Regions from separate parts of the Homo sapiens genome. Here region 2 is linked to region 1. Evidence: chromatin contacts called from ENCODE Hi-C data. All regions are on one chromosome and are shown on one strand. The core of a region is the stretch at or near the end of the contact, and the rest is flanking DNA. Distances in the headings are between cores, read along the strand shown.

What was found. A loop is a pair of places that touch in the nucleus more often than their neighbours do. Pooled maps may share reads with other maps.
Region 2: a loop to region 1 is called in a pooled map, with 5 times the contacts of the local background. The contact joins the promoter of LINC01097 here to the enhancer-like site in region 1. A Hi-C loop is called at or near these places in 1 of 37 single-sample maps with no recorded cell type and 2 of 50 pooled maps.

Annotation. Positions count from the first base shown.
Region 1 is chr4:11,470,240-11,473,760 of GRCh38, forward strand. No RefSeq gene overlaps it. Among named protein-coding and RNA genes, the nearest start is that of HS3ST1, 43 kb to the left of the region's middle. RefSeq lists an enhancer at 1-132. Within about 2 kb of position 1,577, at least 12 of the 41 ENCODE cell types and tissues checked have a DNase peak (open chromatin) inside an H3K27ac peak, as active enhancers do.
Region 2 is chr4:13,529,682-13,533,202 of GRCh38, forward strand. LINC01097 (long intergenic non-protein coding RNA 1097) reads right to left here and starts at 1,736. Exons shown (of 4, transcript NR_034054.1): 1 at 1,467-1,736.

The sequences.
Region 1 (3,521 bases), core at 327-2,826:
AGGTAACTGAAACTGTCATGCATGAAACAAGCCCAAGCAAGCAGCTGCAGTTGCATGGTCAGCTGAGCCAAGGGCAGAGAGATGAGCCAGATGGGCTTCCCGCCCCTGGAGGGAGCCCCCATCCCCAGAGGGCAGACTCTGACACTCCTTCCCAGGTTCTTGGGGCATCACCAAAAAGAGTGGAAATCCCTACATGTTTTATCTCCAAGGGTCTCTAACCTTCTGTAACACTGCTCTGTGAATGCAATGAGACCATGTAAGAAAAGCACTGAGTAAAACCAAGAGCCTCATGTTTTGTTGCTATGCTGATTTTAATCTTTGAAGGTAAAGGGCCCTTGTATCTGACCTGCAAAGCACTTGGGCTGCTGGCTTTGCAAGGCATTGGCAAGAATAATACCTAAGGTACAGCTTCAAGAAGGTGGCTTTGTTTTCTCCTCTGAGAATAAGGGACTGAAAAAGTGATGAGTAACTCGGAAAAAAATAAAAGAGAACAAGAGAGAACAAAGTAGCTTTTCTTGATAAAGCATTTCCTCTAACCTGAAAGCTAGACACGGAAGCCAGGGAGTGCAGGAATTGCCCTGGCTGTGGCTAGTCACCATGCCGCCACCCCCAAATTCTTCTCACCACCAGATCAGCCAGGGAACGGCTTGCTGAAACCTGCTGGCTCTTTCTTGTGACCTGGAAGGATGACAGAGAGGCTGACATCCTGGAAGACCTCATTGCCCTGGGTTCCTTAGGAATCACAGAAGGGAACTCATTCACTCATTCATTCATTCAAGAATAGTATAGACTCTGCACAGTAGAGAAAACATGTATATCATTTTTCCAGATTCAACAGCTAGTGAATTTCCTGTATGCCAAGTCTTTAGAACTCAGGGATGAATGAAATTTCACAGGCTATTCTGTCTCTGAAAATCAAGTAAGGCAACACTCACATCCCCTCTGGGAAGCCAACCTTAGCCTCGTAGTCTGGATAAAATTTCACTATTATGTGCTACCTCAGCAGTTATGTACTGTAGCATCAGTCACATCCACTTCAGTGTAAGTTCTGGGAGGACAGGACATGTGTCTCTAGTAGCAGAAGAGATTGGCATGACAACAACCTCCAGTAGGTGTTCTACTAATTAAGTTTAGAAGAATTTAACTGTGGAGCCCGAGGCACGGGGATCACTTGAGGTCAGGAGTTCAAGACCAGCCTGGCCAACATGGTGAAACCCCATCTCTACCAAAAATACAAAAATTAGCCAGGCGGGTGGCACACACCTATAGTCCCAGCTATGTGGGAGGCTGAGGCAGGAGAATTGCTTGAATCCAGAAGGTGGAAGTTGCAGTGAGCCGAGATCGCGCCACTGCACTCCAGCCTGGGTGACAGAGTGAGACTCTATCTCAAAAAAAAAAAAAAAAAAAGAATTAACTATATTTAACTTTGCTTACCACACCACACTATGTACCCAATTACTTGTCTGTCTTCCCTCTCTACTCTCCCTATGGGCTGTGAGCCCCTACGAGCCCCTAAAGGCTGGAACCTTACCTCTTCCTGTCTGGCATCACATGCACTGTCTCATTCTATTGTGCGGAGACGTGAGCCAGGTCTGAATTCAAATCTATGACCCTGCCACTTCCTGTGGGGTGCATATCCTGTTTCAGTTTCCTCATATCTCAAAATGAAAATGAAAACACAATTTCCACACCTACAGCTACGAAAAAGCTTAGAAAGAATGCCAGTGATCTGCCTAGGACAATCCATAGCAAAGCATGGGCACACAGTAATTGCTAGCTATTAATAGAAACTTCAATTTGTTTAAACTCCTAAAGCTCATTGAATTGCTGGAAAAAAACAGCCTCTAGAGAACTTCTGTATATGCTTTTTTTCAGATTCGCCATGTTTTAACATTTTGCCACATTTGCTTTTTTATCCTCTATTTTTTCCTATTCTCTCTTTCAAATATTGTTAAATATAGTAATGCACACATACATACATACACAAACATGTATGTGTGTGAATTATGCATTCTAAAATTATTGTTTTCTATACCATTTGAAAGTAGATTAGCTACATCCTGTTCTTTTATTTTTTAATATTTCAATGTGTATTCTCTAAGAATATTCTTTTAAATAATTTAACCACAATGGTATTTCATTTAGGAAATTTAATGTTATAATATTTTCATCTAATCTACATTTTAATATGCCATATTTGTCATTGTCCCAATAATAATAATGTGCAAGTGCTCTTCCCTTCAAAACAGGATCTGGTCCATTTAGCAATTGTGTCTGTTGAATTCCCTTTAATTCAGAACTTTCTTCAGTCTTTCCCACTTTCACGACACTGACATTTTTAATGAACACAGGCCCCTTGTAGCATATTCTTTAATGTGGGTTTGTCTGATGCTTTTTTATGATCAGATTCAGGTTATGCATCCCAGCGGGGATACTCATAAGTGATGGCATTCCCTCTCCATGCACACATCCAGAGGCATGTGACATCCATCTGTTCCTTATTGCTAATGTTAATTTTGATCACACTGTCAAAGTGACATCTCTTTATACTAATACTGTGTAGTTACTACTTTTCCCCTTTTTGACTAATATGCAATCGGTGGAGAGACCTTTTGAGACTATAGGAGTATTCCATTTCTCAAAATTCCTCTGACACTTGGTACCCATGGATGATTCTTGCCCAACCAACCCTTACTAGGATGGTTAGAGCACAGTGAGTTCACAAATCTACCACCTCCACTTTTGTCATAGGTTTTCTACCGTAAGAAGGAACTATCTCTAAAGAGGCAAGACAGTGTGTCTGAGGACATTTTTCCTGTTACTGCAAAGAAATAGGAACTTTGTATCCTGGTAAGAGGTTGCGCTGGAGACAGGGGTGTGTATGTTAAGCCTACAAGAGCCCCGAGAAAGGCTGGGAACAAATCAGACCCTAAAACAAGGGAAGTGAGAGACCTTGAGCATGAAGGAGCAGAAGAAGATGAATTATAGGAGACTCGTTGGTGTCAGGAGAGTCTGGGCACCAGCCACAGGCAAAGGCAGGTCATATGGCACTGGGACCACAATCTAGTTAGTCCACTAGGAGAGTCTCTTCCTTTGAGTATGTTTGCTCTTCCATAAAACTGTGACAATCATATTGATGTCATAGCATTTTCCTGTGTTTAGGCTGATGTTGGATGCAAAGTGCCAAGCACACTGTTTAACATCATGTAAGTGCTCACTAAATGCCCCCCTTCCCTTCTTCCGTTCTCTTGCACTGTTCAGATATCGCCATGGAAACTCTCCTCTCTGCTTTCACTGAGGCCCTTTAAAATTTTTACAATTACTTTAACAGCTCATTTTTTTCATCTGAAATGAGAAATTCTAAAGGTAATAATATACCATATTTGCTGCTAACAGTAAATTAAATGCAGGGTCAAAAACTGCTTCTGAACTCAGCTAGGAAGTCTCGTGGATGCTTTTATTTGAAAATTTATTGCATTATTCTTGATACATTAAATATAACAAAATTAATTAATTATTTT
Region 2 (3,521 bases), core at 486-2,985, 2.1 Mb after region 1:
ATTCTCCCCTCCTCTTCCCACAGCCTAGTCCCCACCCTAGGAGTGGGAGGGGGCGCAGAGGCGTCGCAAACATTAACTGGAGGCTTTGAAGTCCCACAGGTCCCCCGGGCCAGTTCCCGCCTCACCAATTCCAAGCTGTGTGACCCTGCCCAAGTCACTTGACCCTCCTGAACTTTGCTTGCTGCTCTGTAAAAAAGGTATAATCCCACACACTTCATGGGTTCTCCCCAGGATTCACCGAAAGGTATGGTCAGTGCAAGCACGTGGAAACCGCAGAATCTGTTCAACCTTCTTTCCTTTCCTGGAGCTCCAGTCTCTGCCTTACCCTGGTGAAGTGGTGGGGACTGCAGTGTGTGTGTGTGTGTGTGTGTGTGTGTGTGTGTGTGTGTGTGTTGGGGCTGAAGCATTGGGATTGAGTGCCCAGAACTGGGAAACTTGCCAATCAGGCATTGAGCAAGGAGGCCAGAATCTCTGAAACTGAGGAGGGTGAGCACGGAGCAACTGATGTGCCTTGCTGGGCCTTGTACCCTCCTTCCTGTCACCCCAGGTAGGAGGAACGGCCCTGGGTCCTCCGCCTTGCCTGTGAGGCCCGCCAGAGCTACCTGCACACTAGGATCTGCACTGTCACCAAGGAGTGGCACGTGGTAAATGAAGCCAGGATTAAAAGCCTTCCCTTTCAGGCTGCTGCCCCGGTCTCCACTGGAGACAAAAAAAAAAAAAAAAAAGCCATTTACTATTCACAGTAGGGAGTTTTGGAAAGATCATCTCCCTCTTCTGCAGATAGGAAGGAAGGGAAGAAGAGGCTGAGCAGGGTCTAGAAAGGCGGGTTCCATCCAGCCTTGTGTGCCTGATCATCTTTTAAGAGCTTGCTCTGTGCCATGCACCCACTCCAAAGGGCTTTAACTACGTTATCTCCTTTTATCTCCAAGCCAACCTATGAGTCTCCTTATTCCTTGGGGAGAATGAGGGCCTGAGTTTAGGGAACTCCTCCAAGGGTCTGGAAGCTGGGAAGAAGCAGAAGTGGAAGATAAGCCTGGCCCTGCCACCAAAGCCTGTTCACCACTCTGCCATTTGGAGCTGCAAGGCTTCAACCCACCAAGTCTTCTATCTGGCTTTTTCATGGTTCCTATGGGCCCTCAAATTCCACCTCTCAAAGGGCTCAGGAAAATGAAATGCGCTAAAGGTAAAACATTCAGCTCTGTGCCTGACATAACATTGATGCCCATTTAGTCACTTACTCTCTCCGGGCCTCATTTTTCTCCTGTGTAAATGGTACCCTTATCGCTGCCTGGGGAAACCAACGCACGTGTGGCCCGCGCTGAGTAGTTTGGAGCCAGACAGACTAGGTTCGAACCCCAGCTCCACCGGAAATAGCCGCGGCCAGGGTAGTGTTGATCCCCAAAGTGGGGTAATGGAAGTTGAGCTGCTGGAAGGAATGAATGAAATAATTCATGGAAAGCACTTACTGCAGGACAGGAAAGCGATTAGGCGCTAAATAAAGCGCTGGTTACCAGGATGCAAAGATTGGCCCGCACAGGCTTGGAGGTTTGCTGCCCAGGGAGAAGGAGAAGCAGCTCTCAGGCCCTTTCGGCAACTTCTCGGCTTCCCTTGCATCTCTGAACGTTAGTGATCCGGACCTCAGATCCGGTTTCCGAGGGCGCCAGGGTCCTAGGGCTGAGGTCCATTCAAATGCTTAGGCGACTCTGCCGCAGGCCTCCGGAAGAGGCCCGGTCGTTAAGAAAGGGGGCGGGGTAAGGAGGAACGGCTAGCACCTAGAGCTGGGGCCTGGCCTCTGCCCCCACCGCCCTGCCTTTGGCAACCAGCGAATCAGGACTGAAACGTAGGGACACAGAGGGACAGAGACTAAGTCCAGGATAGCGACGATCAGTCAGGCAGACATGGAGACAGAGAGATAGTGACATGGCCTTAGGATCGGCAGCCACGAAAAGCGCTCTTACAAACATCTGATATTCCAGTGACCTTCCTTCACTAACTCCCTAAATAATACTGCGCCTCACAGGCGCTAATCCGCAGCATATTTTATTTTTCTTTTGGCACTGCCATTTCTTGTCTCCCACTAGACTGTAAACTCCACCAAGCGGGCAATCTTTCTTCTCTGCATCCCTGGCACAGAGTAGGCTTTCAGCTACTTTTGCTGAATATCTGAGCACTAAATAAATGAACGAGCAAAGAAAGAAGGAAAGAGAGAACAGACAAGGATTTCACAACAAAGATTTTTCTCTTTAAAGAAATCTCTGTTTACGCATTTCCTCGGAGCTCATTGTTGAGATTTTCCCCTGGCTGGCCACCTTTTGAAGGATAGGACTCCAATTCTCCTTCCTGCATCCTGTGGCCACCTTCCCAATGTGTGCTTGGCTTGAATTCTCCTCAGGCCTGAGCCCTGACAGCAGGGCTCAAGCCTCTTATAAATGAGACAAGTGTATTTAGGAAGTGCCTCACTGCAGGCAGTATTTCATGGAAAACAATTAATAATATAAATAAAATATTAGACATCTTAGGAAAGAATTGTTTTTAAAAATTCTTCTGCAGATTCTTTTGGACAGAGGGAATGCCCTGGAAAATGAAGCTCCCCCTCAATGTATTTCTTTTCTAAACCTTAAAAGCCTATATATTGAATTTATTTTTAAACCACAATTGCAGTTGCAGATGGGATACACATAACCTATTACTTCAAAGAAGGTTTCCAGTGGGGGCTGACTTCTCACTGTTTGGGCTGTTGTTACAGTCTCTCCACACTTTCTGTCCACCTCTTACCATCTTCGTAAATATATTTTTTAAATGGTACATGTCCTTGTTTAACTTTGCAAAACTTATTATCAGCTAGGCTACAAGTATTTAGTGGTGCCAAATACTCAAGAAGCATGTAATTCTTTCACTACCCCATCTTTGTATTTGGAAACGGAGGTATTCATTTTTTCAGCAAAGAACTGTGAACTAGGTCTTCAGGAAAGCCTGGCTCCAAATCCACCTCTGTTTCAATGGGGATTTTTCAGGAGGAAGCTTTCATTGCCTTCCCTCTTGAGAGTATCAAAAAGATGTCAGGCCTGAGTCACTGGGTTCAGCTTTTCCAAATGATTGCTCCTGGACGAGTCATCAGCTTCTTTTGCCTCTCTGACTCTCAGGGAATCAATACTACCTGCCTTCAGATTCAAGAGAACTGGCGGCGGAGAATCTGTTTTGTGTTTGTTTGGTTTTTTTTTTTTTTTTTGAGGTGGAGTCCGTCCAGAGTCTTGCTCTGTTGCCAGGCTAGAGTACAGTGGCACGATCTCGGCTCACTGCAACCTCACTGCCTCCCGGGTTCAAGAGATTCTCCTGCCTCAGCCTCTCGAGTAGCTGGGACTATGGGCACACACCTCCACACCCAGCTAATTTTTGTATTTTTAGTAGAGACGGGGTTTCACCATGATGGCCAGGGTGGTCTCGATTTCTTGACCTGGTGATCCTCCGTCCTAGGCTTCCTGGAGTGCTGGGATTACAGGCGTGAGCCACCGCGCCCGCGT